2 separate regions of the Mus musculus genome follow, and region 2 is linked to region 1. The links are chromatin loops, found by intact Hi-C in ENCODE. Cell type or tissue: gastrocnemius. All regions are shown on one strand. Each heading gives the region's core, and the rest is flanking DNA. Links, peaks and the distances in the headings are about the cores only.

The links. A loop is a pair of places that touch in the nucleus more often than their neighbours do. Peaks named below come from ENCODE experiments on the same cell type or tissue, not always from the same donor. Only the 100,000 strongest peaks of a DNase experiment are listed, where the experiment ranks them.
Region 2: a loop joins it to region 1, with 10 times the contacts of the local background. A loop is called at or near these places in 39 of 42 quality-filtered maps.

The regions. Positions count from the first base shown.
Region 1 is chr6:133,956,687-133,964,089 of GRCm38, forward strand. No RefSeq gene overlaps it. Among named protein-coding and RNA genes, the nearest start is that of Gm46977, 75 kb to the right of the region's middle. In gastrocnemius, for the core only: a CTCF peak has its summit at 4,193 (motif pointing right); a DNase peak (open chromatin) is centred at 4,199.
Region 2 is chr6:134,386,880-134,394,282 of GRCm38, forward strand. It overlaps 4933406J09Rik (RIKEN cDNA 4933406J09 gene), which reads right to left. Exons shown (of 9, transcript NR_153848.1): 3 at 6,887-6,982. Among named protein-coding and RNA genes, the nearest start is that of Bcl2l14, 5.7 kb to the right of the region's middle. In gastrocnemius, for the core only: a CTCF peak has its summit at 2,831 (motif pointing left); DNase peaks (open chromatin) are centred at 2,050 and 2,801.

The DNA of each region.
Region 1 (7,403 bases), core at 1,554-6,553:
CCCCACCTGTGGCCATCCAGCTCTGGTGGGGAGTGAGCCCAAAACGACCATCAGTCTGGCTCCACAGGGTCCTGGACATGTAACTAGCCTGAGAATACCACCAGTCTGGCACCCCGCAGGCCAGAGAAGGCAGATAACACCTGAGATGACCCTGCCAGGTTGCCACACTGCACAGGTAAGACACTCCTTACACTGCCCTAGACACCCAGAGACCAGAGTTACCACTAAAAGAGGTAAGTAAGTGGTGGAGAAACAGAAGAAAAGAAGAAACAGAAGGATGTGGGCACAGTGAGGAGAGGCAGAACTGAAGAGTAGTAAGAAACAGCCTGGTGTGAGTAGCAGGTGATATCATCTAAGGCCATGGTAAAGTCCTGGCCTGTGCTACCACTAAGGACCATGTCTGGATCCCTGACCCTTCAGCAGCAGTGGTTTGTTACCACCAAAGGCAAAGTGGATATCCTTGGTCTTGGCCACCACCCAGGGTCATGCTGATATCTGAGAGCTATGCAGAACTGGACCCACTCATTGCCTGAGCATTCTGGGAGAGCTGGTCCTGAGGGCTTGAAAGCAGAAGAGCTGGCCCCAACCCTTGCTAGCTGCAGTACTCAGGAGAGCACAGGAACATTGCTAAGAAGCACAGAAGAGCTAACCTTAGTTGCAGGGGACATGGGTGAGCCAACTGGAGGGTGTGAGCATGGGAGAGCTGGCCCAGTGCTCTGCCTACTCAGCACTCCAGAGAGCAGGACCTGCCCCTATCCTGGGCAGCATAGTAGAGCTGGTCCTGTGGTATGGGAGTGTTGAGCCAGCCCCAAGTACATGAGAGTGGGAGAGCTGTTTCTGCCCCTTGCTGGCTGCAGAATTAGATGAGCTAGCCAGAACAGTGCTGGAGGGTTCGGTGTGGTGTGGTATGGTAGATATGGTGTGATGTGAGAGAGCTGGTGGGCTGACCAGCTCAGATACCTTCCAGGCCCAGATCCAGGGCTTTGAACTGGCTCACCCCAACATCTACCCCATTGATGAACTACTGGAACATGTGAAAGAGCCTAGAGATTCAAAACTACAGTATTTCCATGACACAGGGCAACAACACGATCTCCAAGAGGAGTCCCAGTGAGATTCCAGTATTGATAGTGTAGCAGAAGCCAGAGGTCTTGAACCAGACCAGTGACAGGAAGTTATCTGATGTGGGTGCTAAAAATCAAACTGGGGTACCCTGGAAGATTAGCGAAGAATGCTATCAATTGAGCCATCTCTCTAAGCCCCTCCCAATTCTTATCCTCCCCACTTCTAGGCTTTCTCATTCCCATGCTTTAGTGTGTCTTCTGTCCCAAAGAACACAAGACACCATAACTTCACATGAGATACTTTAGTGTATGAGTTGGAGCCCTCATGGAAGTATGTCGAATTTTACCAAGTTCTACAAGGACTTTTTCCATGGGATACTTCATCCTGAGAATGCTGTAAAGAAGAGGGGCGTGGCTAGCCGGACTGAGTTACATCCCAGAGGACTACAAGTATGGGGAGATCCAGGCTGTGTTGGCAGTGACCATCACCAACAGAATAACAAGAACTAGAAAAAGGAGAAGAAGAATTGGAGTCTGAGAGATGATCAGAGTGACAAGGGAGCTGAGTGGGTTGGTGGACTGTTTATCAAACAAAAGAAAAAGAACCAAGAAACAGAGGGTCAAAGAGGGAACTCAGCTGCTGACTTAAGATTGTGCATTCTGAACCAGGCGGTGGTGGCGCACGCCTTTAATCCCAGCACTCGGGAGGCAGAAGCAGGCGGATTTCTGAGTTCGAGGCCAGCCTGGTCTACAAAGTGAGTTCCAGGACAGCCAGGGCTACACAGAGAAACCCTGTCTCAAAAAACAACAACAACAACAACAAACAAACAAACAAACAAACAAAATTGTGCTTTCTGCCCTTCCTACAGTTGAGTGCAGACTGCGCACAGGATATGTCCTTAAATTTTCAGGCAATAAGGATAAGCCTGGAGTTCTTAAAGATTTTCAGGAGACACTAAACATGAATAAATATGTGCATGTTTTTAACATTTTATGTATATTTATGTCATGTGCATGAGTGTTCATCTGTATGTATGTATGTATGTATGTATGTGTGTGTGTGTGTATGTATGTGTGTATGTATGTATGTATGTATGTATGTATGTATGTATTATGTATGTATGATGTGTGTGTGATGCCTGCAGAGGACAGAAGATGGTGCCACATACTCTGCAAGTAAAGTTACAAGTAGTTGTGAGACAGCATGTAAGTGCTGAGACACAAACCTAGGTCTTCTGCAAGAGCAACAAGTGCTCTTCACCATAAAGCCACCTCTCTAGCCCTACAGATAGATAGATAGATAGATAGATAGATAGATAGATAGATAGATAGATAGATAGATAGATACATACATACATACATACATACATACATACATACATACAGTATATATACATACATATTTATACATAGATAGATAGATAGATAGATAGATAGATAGATAGATAGACAGATAGATGATAGATAGGTAGATAGATAGATAGATAGATAGATAGATAGATAGATAGATACATATATACAGTATATATACATACATATATACATACATATTGATAGATAGATAGATAGATAGATAGATAGATAGAGAGAGAGAGAGAGAGAGAGAGAGAGAGAGATGATAGAATAGATACATACATATATACATAAATACAAATACATACATATTTATACATACATACATTTTTCCACAAACTCTTTGGTGGTAATAAATAGGAATATCACTACCTAAAGCATTTGTTTGAGGGCTGGTGCAAAGCCTAGCCGTTAAGACTGCATACTGCTCCTACAGAGGACTGAATTCTATTTCTGCACTAAAGTCAGGTGCTTGTATCTCTATCTCCAGGGGCTACCCTCCTCTGGCCTCCATGAGTGTCTTCATCACATATACATGCCCACATAGACACATGTTATATTTAAAAATAAAATAAATCTTTTAAATTATTTTACTTGCATTTTGGTTTCCTAAGAGACAGTCTTGTTATATAGCCTAGGCTGGTCTCAAACTTGCAATCCACCTGCCTCAGGCACATTAGTGCTGGCACTCAGCCAACAAGGGACTGGAAATATTTCTAGAAGGATGTTTAGTATTCCATCAATTAATCTTATCTCTTAAGTCCAAAATGACTTTTGGTGTGACAACACTCGATGGGAGACAGTTTCCTCCGAAGTTATACATCTGGTTAATACAACTAGTATACATTTGGTTAATCCTTTCTACATAAAACATTAACAATGTCTGGGGAGCTCTTGGCTTGAAGGAGGAGAGAATGAGGCATCCGAGTCAGCAGCGGACTTCGGGTGACTGGTCCATCTCCTCCTGTGACTAAACCATCCCGTGATGTATTTGACCTACTTGGAGACTTGATGATGCAGAGCCAATGAGCCATCGAATGCCGAATCCTGTGTGTCCCAACTTCCACACAGCATTTTAAAGCACCCCAGTTGACCATGAGAAGGTCTTAACTCCTCTCCACCTCCATGACATGGTTGCCTTTCAGAAGTAAGAGAGGGTTCAAACTTGGTTGGGAGTGCCCGCTGCAAAGGCCTCTGACTCTCGCTTGCATTAGGCAATCCAGGCACACACCTCTACTGTCCTGGCAAGAAATTCTAACTCCCACCAGAATGGAAAGAAGCCAAAGCAAGTCAAAACTTTCTTCAAACAGAAGCTCACTAGGAAAACTCTAGGGGAGGGAGAGGAACAGAGTGGCTGCCCTGGCACACAGGGCAGTGACTCATTGAGAAACAACTGCTCCTGCTGCAAGAGTTGTGTTGGAGCCCCAGGGATTTGGGTGGAGGTGACGAGAGCTGTGCTTAAGAGAATATGGACACATGTACTGAAACACTACACTGCGCCCTATAAATATACTGTGGTTATTATGTGCAATTATTAGGAATTAATTTAAAAATTGTTAAATGTTTAAGGTGCAAACATTAGCTACACTGATCTGGTCATTTTGCCTTATATAAAGAAACGTGTACAGTTAAAATAAGAACCAACCGTAAAATGATCTAAAATTCACATGTAAAAATGGAAGAAAAAAATTGCAATGGTCCAGCAAGCAATAGTAGACTCCCTCCAACTTCCTCTTAGAAACTCTGGGTATCTGAAAGTCGTAGCAAAGGATATGCCCAGTAGGTGGCAGCAGGAGATAACTGAACTGAGAGCATACCCCACTTTGACCGATTTCACTTAGTTATTAACACATATGGTGGATTCATTTACTGACTGATTGAATGATCAATGAATGAAGAACTAACTCATCTAAGCTAGAAAACGTCATCATTTGAAATGTTAATATTCTTTTCGTATCCCATCAGTAGCATTGCCGTTTTATTGAGTTTTAGTTAGAAACTGTAGATTGTGTATGTGTTCATATATTGTGAGCATACCTCTCAGGCCTCCCACCCTACTTTTCTTAACCCCTCTTCCCTCTGTTAGTCCCTCTTGCTCCCCTAGGCAGTTTCACTTCTACTTACCTGTCATACACGCATGATTTTATTTTTAAACTGTGTCTCACAATGTAGCCCTGGCTGTCCTAGAACTCACAATGTAGACCAGGCTGGCCTTGAACTCACAGAGATAAGTCTCCCTCTGCCTCCCAAATGCAGGGATTAAAGTTGTGCAACACCACATTCAAATAAATGATGTTTTATTGATAGGTCTATATACAATCTAGGAAGGACAAATGAGAAGAAGTGATATTTGTTTTTTCTAGAATTGATTTAATTCACTTATTATGGTCATCTCTCCTTGCATCTATTTTGCTCTAAAGAACATAACTCCGTTCCTTTCTGTGGCTGAAAAACAAAACAAAACAAAACCCACTACAGCTCCAGGGACCCAATATTTTCAGGAGGTCTTAGGTTAAAGTCACTCACATGTGTATGTGCACACATCCATGCAGGCACTAGCAAACATAATTTTTTTCAAATTCATCTATATGAATTTGAAATATATTTATTACATATAAATTATATGTATAATAATTTATTTTATATATGTATATCACATTCTTTATCCATTCCTCTGTTGATACACCCCTAGATTGGTTCTAGAACTTGGCTGTTGCGAGCATTGATGGGCAAGTGTCCCTGTGATGGAGCTCTTCAGGTAAACGTCACGAGTGCGTGGTACAGCTGGGTCATCCTGTATCTAATTTTAGCTTTTTGAGAAACTGCCGCTCTGACTTCCACAGTAGCAGGCCTAATTACAATTTCACCAGCAGTGTCTAGATACATCTTGTACGGAGCTGATATTAGTAATACACGAACCAAACACACACAACAATAACCAATAGAAAATCATAGGCTAACTCCCTGATGAACATAGATATATTTCGTTTTAATAAAATACTTGCAAGACAAACTGAAGCTCATCCCAAGATCACTCACGGTGATCAAGTTGGCTTTATTCCAAAAGAACAGCGGTTGACCTAGTGTCAAAGAAATTCCCGCTGGCGGGGGATGAGGGCTTCCTCTTCTCAACATCTTCACCAGCACTTTTCTTACTTATTTTCTTAAGGACTGACTGCCGTTCTGACAGGAGAAAGATAAACTCTCAATTTAGCTTTGAATTTGACTTGTTCGTTTTGTGTTGCAGTACCGAGAACTGAATTTAGGGCCTTACACACTGGGCCAGTGTTCTACCTCTGACCTTTATCTCCAGTCCTCAAAAACAAACAAACAAAAAAGTTTTCACTTTTATTTTGAGACAAGGTTTTCCGTTTCCCAGGCTGCCCTTGAATTTATAATTCCCCGAAGGAGCATATATTTCGGGCTGATTTCAGTGAAGATTGGTTAAAGTCTTTCTATTTTAGAGACTTTCAGAAGTTTATTAGATTCAGATAACACTGACAACACACACGCATGCTAATTTAAAAAGAGAATTGAAGACTGACCATAGTTACAGTAACAGCTGAAATACAGGGTTTTAAAGAAGTCAGTATTCACCAGGAAGGCATTTTGCATTTGGAAATAAACAATTGATCTTTGGGTAATTTTAATTGTTTGAGCTGATTGAAATTTAAAACCAGTTTATTTCAGCCAGAAGTGATGGCCTTTGATCCCAGGACATGAGAGGCAACCCTGGTACTCAGTTTCAGGCCAGCTAGCGTGCGTGACTCCTCTCAAACAAACACGAAACAGCTCATTTGACCGGTTCTCCTGGAAAAAGTTCTAGTATAATAGTACGTGTTTGTTTGTTTGCTTGCTTATACTCTTTACTTAATAATAATTAAGATGATAAAAAAAAAAGAAGAGACAAAATGAGCCAGGATGTTAGTGAGGCCCTGGGTTGCACTAATGACTTTTTATTGTGTTTGAGATGGTCAGAGTCCTCATGCCTTGCTTATCCGAGCACACAGAATGCCACATACAAGCCTTCTGTTTGACTTGTCAGAATGAGAGGGGGTCAACTCTTCCTACTCACGCCTGGCAAGGTCTCTGCTAATGAAATAACAACAGTTGGCAATGCTCAGTTGATGCACGAGTGGCAATTTGTGTAGAATATGGGTTCTTTGAGGGCAGCAGCGTTGTCTTATTTCCAGCACCACACCCAATGTCTGACATATATTAAGGGCTCAATAAATATTTACTGCATATGTAGAAACTATCAAGACGTATCTCGGCGAACAATCGTACTTGAATCAGAGCCACATTCTCAGGAGAAGAATAGGAGCCGAGATCATGGGAGCTCATAAGAATGGGACCAGAATCAAAGAAATTAGCATCCTCTAGAGCTGGTGACACCCTTCATTGTCATGCTTATCTGAGGAACTCCTGTTCTCACCCTGTTCAACTCCAGCATGCTAACCATACTGTGACTACACTTAACTGTGTACTGAAGGAAGGCAACTCCCTGACCAAACATTCCAACAAATTTCAAATTTATCATTAGCCTCCCTAATGCTGGAGGACCACTATATCTTTAACATCAGTTTCTTTAAAAAAAAAAAAGAAGAAGAACTATTTATTTTTATTTAAGTATATTATGCATGTATGTATTATGTATGTCCAATTACCTAGATATATATCACATGTATTCAGGTTCCATGGAGGTCAGAAGAGGGTATCAGATCCCCTGAAACTGGAGTTACAGTTGTAACCCATGAGCCACCAGATGTGGGAACAGGTCCTCTGCAAGCCCAGGATGTACTCTTATAGACTGTATCATTTCTCCAGCCCCCAAGAGGGAACTGTATTTTTTAAATGATTGCCCTAGGCCAATGAGGTAGCTTAGCTCTTAAAAAGATTTGCCGTGCAAACCTGACATTCTGAGTTCAATCCTAGGAATCCATGACAAAAGGAAAGAACCAACTCCCAAAAGTTGCTCTCTGACCT
Region 2 (7,403 bases), core at 947-5,946, 430 kb after region 1:
ACCAGAGATGTGAACTGTGGGCATGTGTCTTGTATGTGAATGTTAGGGAAAATGAGAATGAGTGTGTAAACATCTCAGCTCAACACTTATGAAGCATCAAATGTGTGCAAGGCTTACATAAAATAAGGATAAGGTATTTATACCTTCTGATAGATTCTGTCTCAACCTGTTTTTGATTTCTATAACAAAATACCTGAGATCCGGTAATTTATAAGAGATAGAAGTTGATTTGGTGCATGGCCACACAGACTGGGTAGTCAAAGAGAGTGACACCGTCTAGTAAGTAAGGATGCTTCGTAATATCAAATACCGTATCGGATGCTGAATGTGCGTAATGCATACCTACTGCCCTGCGACACCATAAAGACTGCCATGTGGTAAACATAGACACCATCTCTTCCTACAAAGTCACTAATCCCACTGTCAGGGTTCCAGTCCCCTAGGATGTCACCTACTCCTAATTAGCACTGAGGACTTACCTCAAAACCCCATCAGCATAAATCTGTGGGGTTTCAACACATAAACTTTTGGAGAGAGTTACACTGTACGCGTAAATTGTTAAAAGAATATGAAGAGACGGCGCTCAGCCTTGGAGGCCCAGGAAGCTACTACATAGGCCATGGCTTTTAGCCAGCCAAGCAAGAGCGAGGAGGGCACTGTGGGGGAAGAGCAAGATGTGACTCAGCAATGGCGATGTGTGTGCAGGCAACCAACGACAATCCAAGCATGGATATGGCTGGAGCGAGAGACAAAAACTGGTTCTTGAAAGACAAGCAACGGTGTGTACATAATCCTGACTGTAGTGGGTGCCTGGGCTCTTGCAGCCAAGCCTGTCTCTCTGAGAGTGGCTCCCAGGGTGGTTTTGAACAAGAACCCACCTCCAGGATAAATTCTCCCTTGTGTTCTCCAGTACCCGCTGGAGTCTGGTACACTGGGTACCCACTCAAACTGCTGTGCAGAACTACGGTGAATAAACAGCCTTAGCCAGAGTCCCACGCATGCTTAACTGCATGCCCCCCATACCGGATTTATCCTGTCACAAATTACTAAAACCCCTGAGAGGTGGACCATTGACTGCTAAGCGAAGGTATGGATGTCAATAACTGCAATCCAGTGAAAAAGAGGTGATAAGTCAAGTGTGTCCAAAATACTTCTAGAGACAGAAAAGGCAGCAATTAATGGCGAGGAGTGGGAGGGAGGCAAGTCTCTCAGGAGGGAATATTTGAACTAGATCTTGAAAGTTAAACCTGGGTTCCCAGTGAGATTTCAGATATAATAAATGTGAGAAAGGGGGCTGGGGCTGGAGTTGGTGGGATGTTTGACAGGCACCCACAAACCCTTGGGCTTCATCCCCAACACGGCATAAACTGGACACGGCGGTGCACACCTGTGAGCCATGTGCACTCAGAAGATGCAGGTGGGAGGGTCAATAGTTTAAAGTTCAAGACAATAGGCAATAAGCAAACAACAAATGGAAGAGTGCACGGACAGTACGAGTTAGAACTGTAATTTTCAGCCCAGGCTCACCTAACGGCCTTGTTTGCTTGTGACACGGTCTTTCCCTATATCGTCCAGACCAGGCTTATATTTACCATCCTGCTGCCTCCAGCTCCCGAGGACCGGAATTTCAGGTGTACCCACTAAGGGAGCTTCTAAGGCTACCAATGCCCAGACTACACTCTGAAACCATTAAACCAGGCTCTCCGGGAAGCCAGAGTCAGCTCGTATTCATCCCACTGCAATGCTAAGTCCGGAGGCACTGGTCTAGAAAGAACGCTGTACAGTACTCTCGGAGGACAGGCACTCCGCAGTGATTTGCGATCCTTGAATGAACAACAACCCCCCCCCCCCGGAGAAAAAGCTCAGCGAAGCCGCTACCATCAGCTCTTTCTGGCTGCAGATTCTCCCCCACCAGCTCTCTGCCCTGCGATCATCAAAGTTTGGTCTCCAGGCCAGCGGCATCCGCAGCAGAAACTTCGGGAGTCGGGCCCAGCCACTAATGCGTACCCAGGGCTGGCAACCTCAGCAGTCATCACTGCTGGGCATCCGGGTGCAGTGGTCCCTGGCTTACAATCAAAGTGGCAGAGAGCCAACACTCACTTGTTTCTTGTGGTACCAAGAAAGGGCTCTGGGGATGGAAGCGTGGGGTTTGGGTTTTCTCCTCCTCAGAGCAAATTTGCTAAATAGACCAGGAGATTCAGGATGCGGAGAAGCACGGATGTGCCTACACAAGTTTCCTTCAGAGGGATGGATAAGACTAGGTGTTCCAGAGCTCTCCCCAAAAGGAACTACCGGACATGGCCTTGTCTAATCCCTCCTTCGAAACCTCCAGGCTGTCCTGGAAGGGGAAAAAAAATTCAATAAATGAAACAAGTTTAGAAGGAAAAGGCTTCCTAAGTAAAAGTGGAAATCGCCATTCTCCCAAAGATGTAAAGTAGAAACAGGGTCCACACAAGTGACCTGCCAACCCTGGAGCCCAAGTCCTGGAGGAGTGTGAGCCTAGAATGCCAGCGCTTTCTTGTGCCAGACTCCTGATTCTCTCCACTTATTAGAGGATTATCTGCTACACAACTAGATAGCTAAAGTTCTTTGGGAGTTTCCCACTTACATTCATCTCTACTATTCTGCACAGACGTTCAGGACCTGTGGAGTTTTTAAACACACACACACACACACACACACACACACACACACACAAACACACACACACAAACACACACACACACCTGCTTTTGGTAAATAAAAAAATCCTCAAGGACTAGAAAATTGGACTCGACAGCGTGTGTGTAGCGCCACCTGGTGGCCACAATTGAACGGCACCGTTTCCTTCCTTGTCCTGTGTTTATGAAAGGCTCCAGACAGGTACAGATAGATTCTTTCTCCCGTGTGGTCTGTCTCCTGCGAACTCAGCCACTTTGAGATGGCGACTGGAAAAAAAAATCTCCTTTTCACAAAGAAAAATCCTTGTCTTTTCACAAGCACAAAGCACAAATATATAAGCAAGCCATAGTGCTTTGTTCAAATCAACAAGTATTTAACATCTTCTGAATCCAAGGTTCTGTAACTGACAAATGGCAGCACGAAAGAACTTTCTGCGCTGTAAGACACGATGGATGGTGCCCCTTCCCTCACCATGAGTCCTCGGGTCCTTAGGGTGCCCTTGACTATCATTCTGGGTTCCATAGCCATGAAACACAGTGGTGGTGAGCAGCTGCCGTGCCTGCCAGGACACACTGTTGCTGACTGAGCAGTCTGGAAAGTGAGTTCTGTCCTTGATGTCCACCGTGACCTTGGGTGGGTGGCTTTCTGGACCTTGGTGTTGCGGGCTTATTAACAATCCTGCTCTACTGTCCTCATAAATCCCACGTTTTCAAAATGTGTCACCTGTCAATATTCATCTCTAAAGCAGGAACTTTGTGAGTTCTGCTTCACAACCAAATTTACAAATGTCAGACAAGTCAGAAAGGCCAGTATCCAACAAAAACAGTCCTTCCTGAATTAAGATGAAATCATAAGAGTGTCAGATGAAGGAAGATGAAGAGAAGCTTTCTCCAGCAAGACATCCCTATAAGAATGGCCAAACTTAAGCTGGCCATGGTAGCGCACGCCTTTAATCCCAGCACTCGGGAGGCAGAGGCAGGCGGATTTCTGAGTTCAAGGCCAGCCTGGTCTACAAAGTGAGTTCCAGGACAGCCAGGGCTACACAGAGAAACCCTGTCTAAAAAAAAAGAATGGCCAAACTTCTTTATGGGAGAGGAAGACAGAAAACCTTGGAAGATTATGAAGCAAGAAAATTGGTATGGGGGCGGGGGGAGCAAAACTGAGAGTGGGTGGAGTGGAGGCGCCTTCTCTGCTTGAATTCCTAAAATGTGTTTAATAGTTGAAGTGATCAAGCCAGCTCAGTCAGCCAACAGGGTCTCAAGGGAGGGAGGGAGGGTTGAAAAGAAAAAGACAACTAGACAACACTATAGCAGGACTCCAGCCAGGGCTGAGGCTGAAGGGGGGTTATTTTTTTTTCTAGTCTGCTTCTATATCATTCTAGGTACATACAAAGAAAATGGCCAGTCCTGAGGCATAAACAAAGTAGTCAGGGAACAAACAAGGCATAAACAAAGGTCCCAAGGTTACTGTATTCAGGGCTCTAACAAGACCCATCAAGATACAAAGGATTCCTTAGCTGTAGTCACCTTGAGTGGACTTTCGTGTCCCAGCCCAATGTCAAAGTCCTGCCAAATTCCTAGAAGCAGCCCCAAAAGCCCTCCACAATCAAGGAAAAGTTGATAACACTGCCTGATGCCATTTCCAATGTGTGTAAAGGAATTATTTAATAATTACGCTATAAACACAGGAAGCCCTCTATACATCACTATAAATGGGGAAAAGCTTTCTATACATCATTCAAACTGGCAAACAATGACACCATATGATGTGGTAAGAGATATATAGATATAGATACAGATATACGTATACATGATATAGATTAGATGAATGATATAAATAGAGACAGAAATAGGTAAATACAGATGCATGATATAGAGATGATATAAATTAGATAAATGATATAGATAGAGATATATAGAGATAGATATAAATAGATAAATTATAAATATATGATATAGACATTAATGATATAGATATGTATAAGACCTAGAACATACACTAAAAGCCATAAGGAGATAAATTCATAAACACAGATAAAGCTAGGTGGAAATCATGCAAGTAACCCAAGAGAGAAGAGAAAACACAAAATAGAGAACAAACAGGAAAGGATAGATATAAGCCAAGGACCATGGTATTTTGGGAGTATGGAAAAATCACAATGAAGCCCATTATTTTGTATGTTAACTAAAAAATTATTTGTGCCAGGTGGTGGTGGCACACGCCTTTAATCCCAGCACTTGAGAGGCAGAGGCAGGCAGATTTCTGAGTTCAAGGCCACCCTGGTCTACAGAGTGAGTTCCAGGACAGCCAGGGCTATACAGAGAAACCCTGTCTCGAAAAACAAACAAACAAATAAATAAATAAATAAACAAACCAGGCTGGCCTCAAACTCAGAAAACCGCCTGCCTCTGCCTCCCAAACGCTGGGATTAAAAGTGTGTGCCACCATGCCTGTCACCTTTTTAAGTTTTAAATTGTTTCTCTCTCTCCCTCCCTACCCCTCAACCCTGCCCTGCAGATCCTTTGTGTATATGTTGTGGCTTTTAGTTCAGTGTTTTTATAGGTTCCCTGAATGTGAGGGCAAGTGGGTCTCAGGCTCCGTTTCTGTGGCTTTTCTTGAGCGTTTCCCCTCCTGTTTGTTGGCTTTGTCCTCTTCTGAAGTGTTTGTTTTTGTTTCATCTTATTATATTTTGTTTCATTATATTATTATCCCTTGGAGGTCTGTCTATTTTCTAACAAGAGACAGAAAAGGGGTGGATCTGCGTGGGAGGCGTGGGGAGGAGAGGAAAGAGGAGGAACCACAATCAGGATCTAGTGTATTAAAAAAAATCTACTTTTAATAAAAGAAAAAAAGGGGGTAAGAGGCAAGAGACTTATACAGGACTTTCAGAAAGGGAAAACATGATCTTACAAAGACCCTTAAACATAAGGAATTCACTCATAATAAAAGAAATGCAAGTCAAAAAGGAAAATAGAGCTCGTTCCCAAGAGATGGAAGAGCTTGGGAAATCCACAAGAGGAGGGATGGAACGGGGGGGGGGGAGTGGAAGGGGTGGGGGGCTGCAGTATGGAAAGACTGGAGAGTCACACACAGCTCAGAAAGCTGCAACCTCATCCAGGAGTACTATGACATGTTGCCCTGGAGAAACAAGGCAAAGGTCCTACCCACAGGACAAGCCCGCAGCCCTCTCATAAATCAAACCCTGGGGTGGGCGTTGCTCAGACGCTGATTTTATTTAGCAGGACAGATCATCAGTAGAGAGGGGTGTGTCCAGGTACCCTCTGGAGAGGGAATCTAATGTTTAAACGAAGCTACACTCACTAGTCAGGAAGTCTGGACTCCACCTGTCATGGGCTCAGGAGGGCTGGGGAACAGTTGTGGAAAACTGGGGAACCAGGCACCTATAAAGCTAAAACTTCAGAGAGTAGATGCTTAGCCCAGGCAGTGAAGCACACAAGGAGAGGCAGACCGAGATCCTGGGTCCCTGGAGAGTAACCTCACCAATTGAGAGTAACTCTAGAGTTTGATGCCGCGGAGCCTGAAGCCAACAGGTAGATACAGAGCCATATACCTGAGGTCCTCTGCTATAGAGTCTGAGAACTCCAAAGAGCCTGTACATAGTGTGATGTCCACAGCCGCATCGTTCCTGCAGCATGATTTAGGCTTAGTGGATGATGCGTGGTCACTTCCCCCAACTAACAGCCTTCTTGAGAGACACTCCCCAGCTAGGACATTAGCCATCCTAGGGGGTACAAACTAGGGAATATCAGGAAAAATATGAATGTGAGGAACTCTGCCCAGCCCACAGACTGCAAAGCTAGGCATGACCAGCAGAGTCCCCTGGTCACAAAGAGAAGCCACTCTAAGCATCCCTGGGGGACACCAGGCACCTAATACAGTAGTGTCCAACAACAGCATGCACCTTGGAAAGGCTAGAGCTCACAACTTCCACTGGCCCTGTCCCCTACATATAATTGAAAGCCTCCAATGTCCAAGACTCATAAAGAAATGTCCCCAACACTTCATTGCCTTCCTTCTTTCTCTTCTATCCTTGGGGTTTCTCTTGTTTTCTTCTTACTACTCGGCTAGTAATATTTTTATTGTATAATCTCTTTTAGCTTTTGTGTTTTACTTTATTGCCCTTATCTTAAGTACTTTTCTATTGCTGTGATGAGACACCATGACCAAGGCAACTTATACGAGAAAGAGTTTATTGGGGGCTTACCATTCCAGTGGTAAGTTCATGACCATCATGGCAGGGAGCATGGCACCAGACAGGCAAGCATGGTGCTGAAGCAGGAGCTAGGAGCTCTCGTCTGATCTACAAACCCAAGTGACAGAAAAGGAGCTAAATGGGCATGTCATGGACAAAGCCCACCCCCAGTGACACACCTTCTCCCACAAAGCCACACCTACTAATCCTTCCCAAACATTTCTACCAACTAGGGACCAAGTACTCAAATCCATGAGTCTATGAGGGCCACTCTCAATCAGACCACTACAATCCTTCATACATTCACCTAATTTTGTTTACATATCTTTTCATTATTGAGTAATTCTATTTATTTGTTTTGTTTTGGAATCCCCTGTATTGTAGCTAAAACAAAAAACAACTCTATTCTACTTTAATAATATTTTGACTTTGTGGTATTTTTAAAGATATTATGCTTTCATTTTCTAATCCCCTTTTTAAAATTTCTAATTTCTTTTACAAATTTTTCATGATTGGGAAGTCCTTTTGG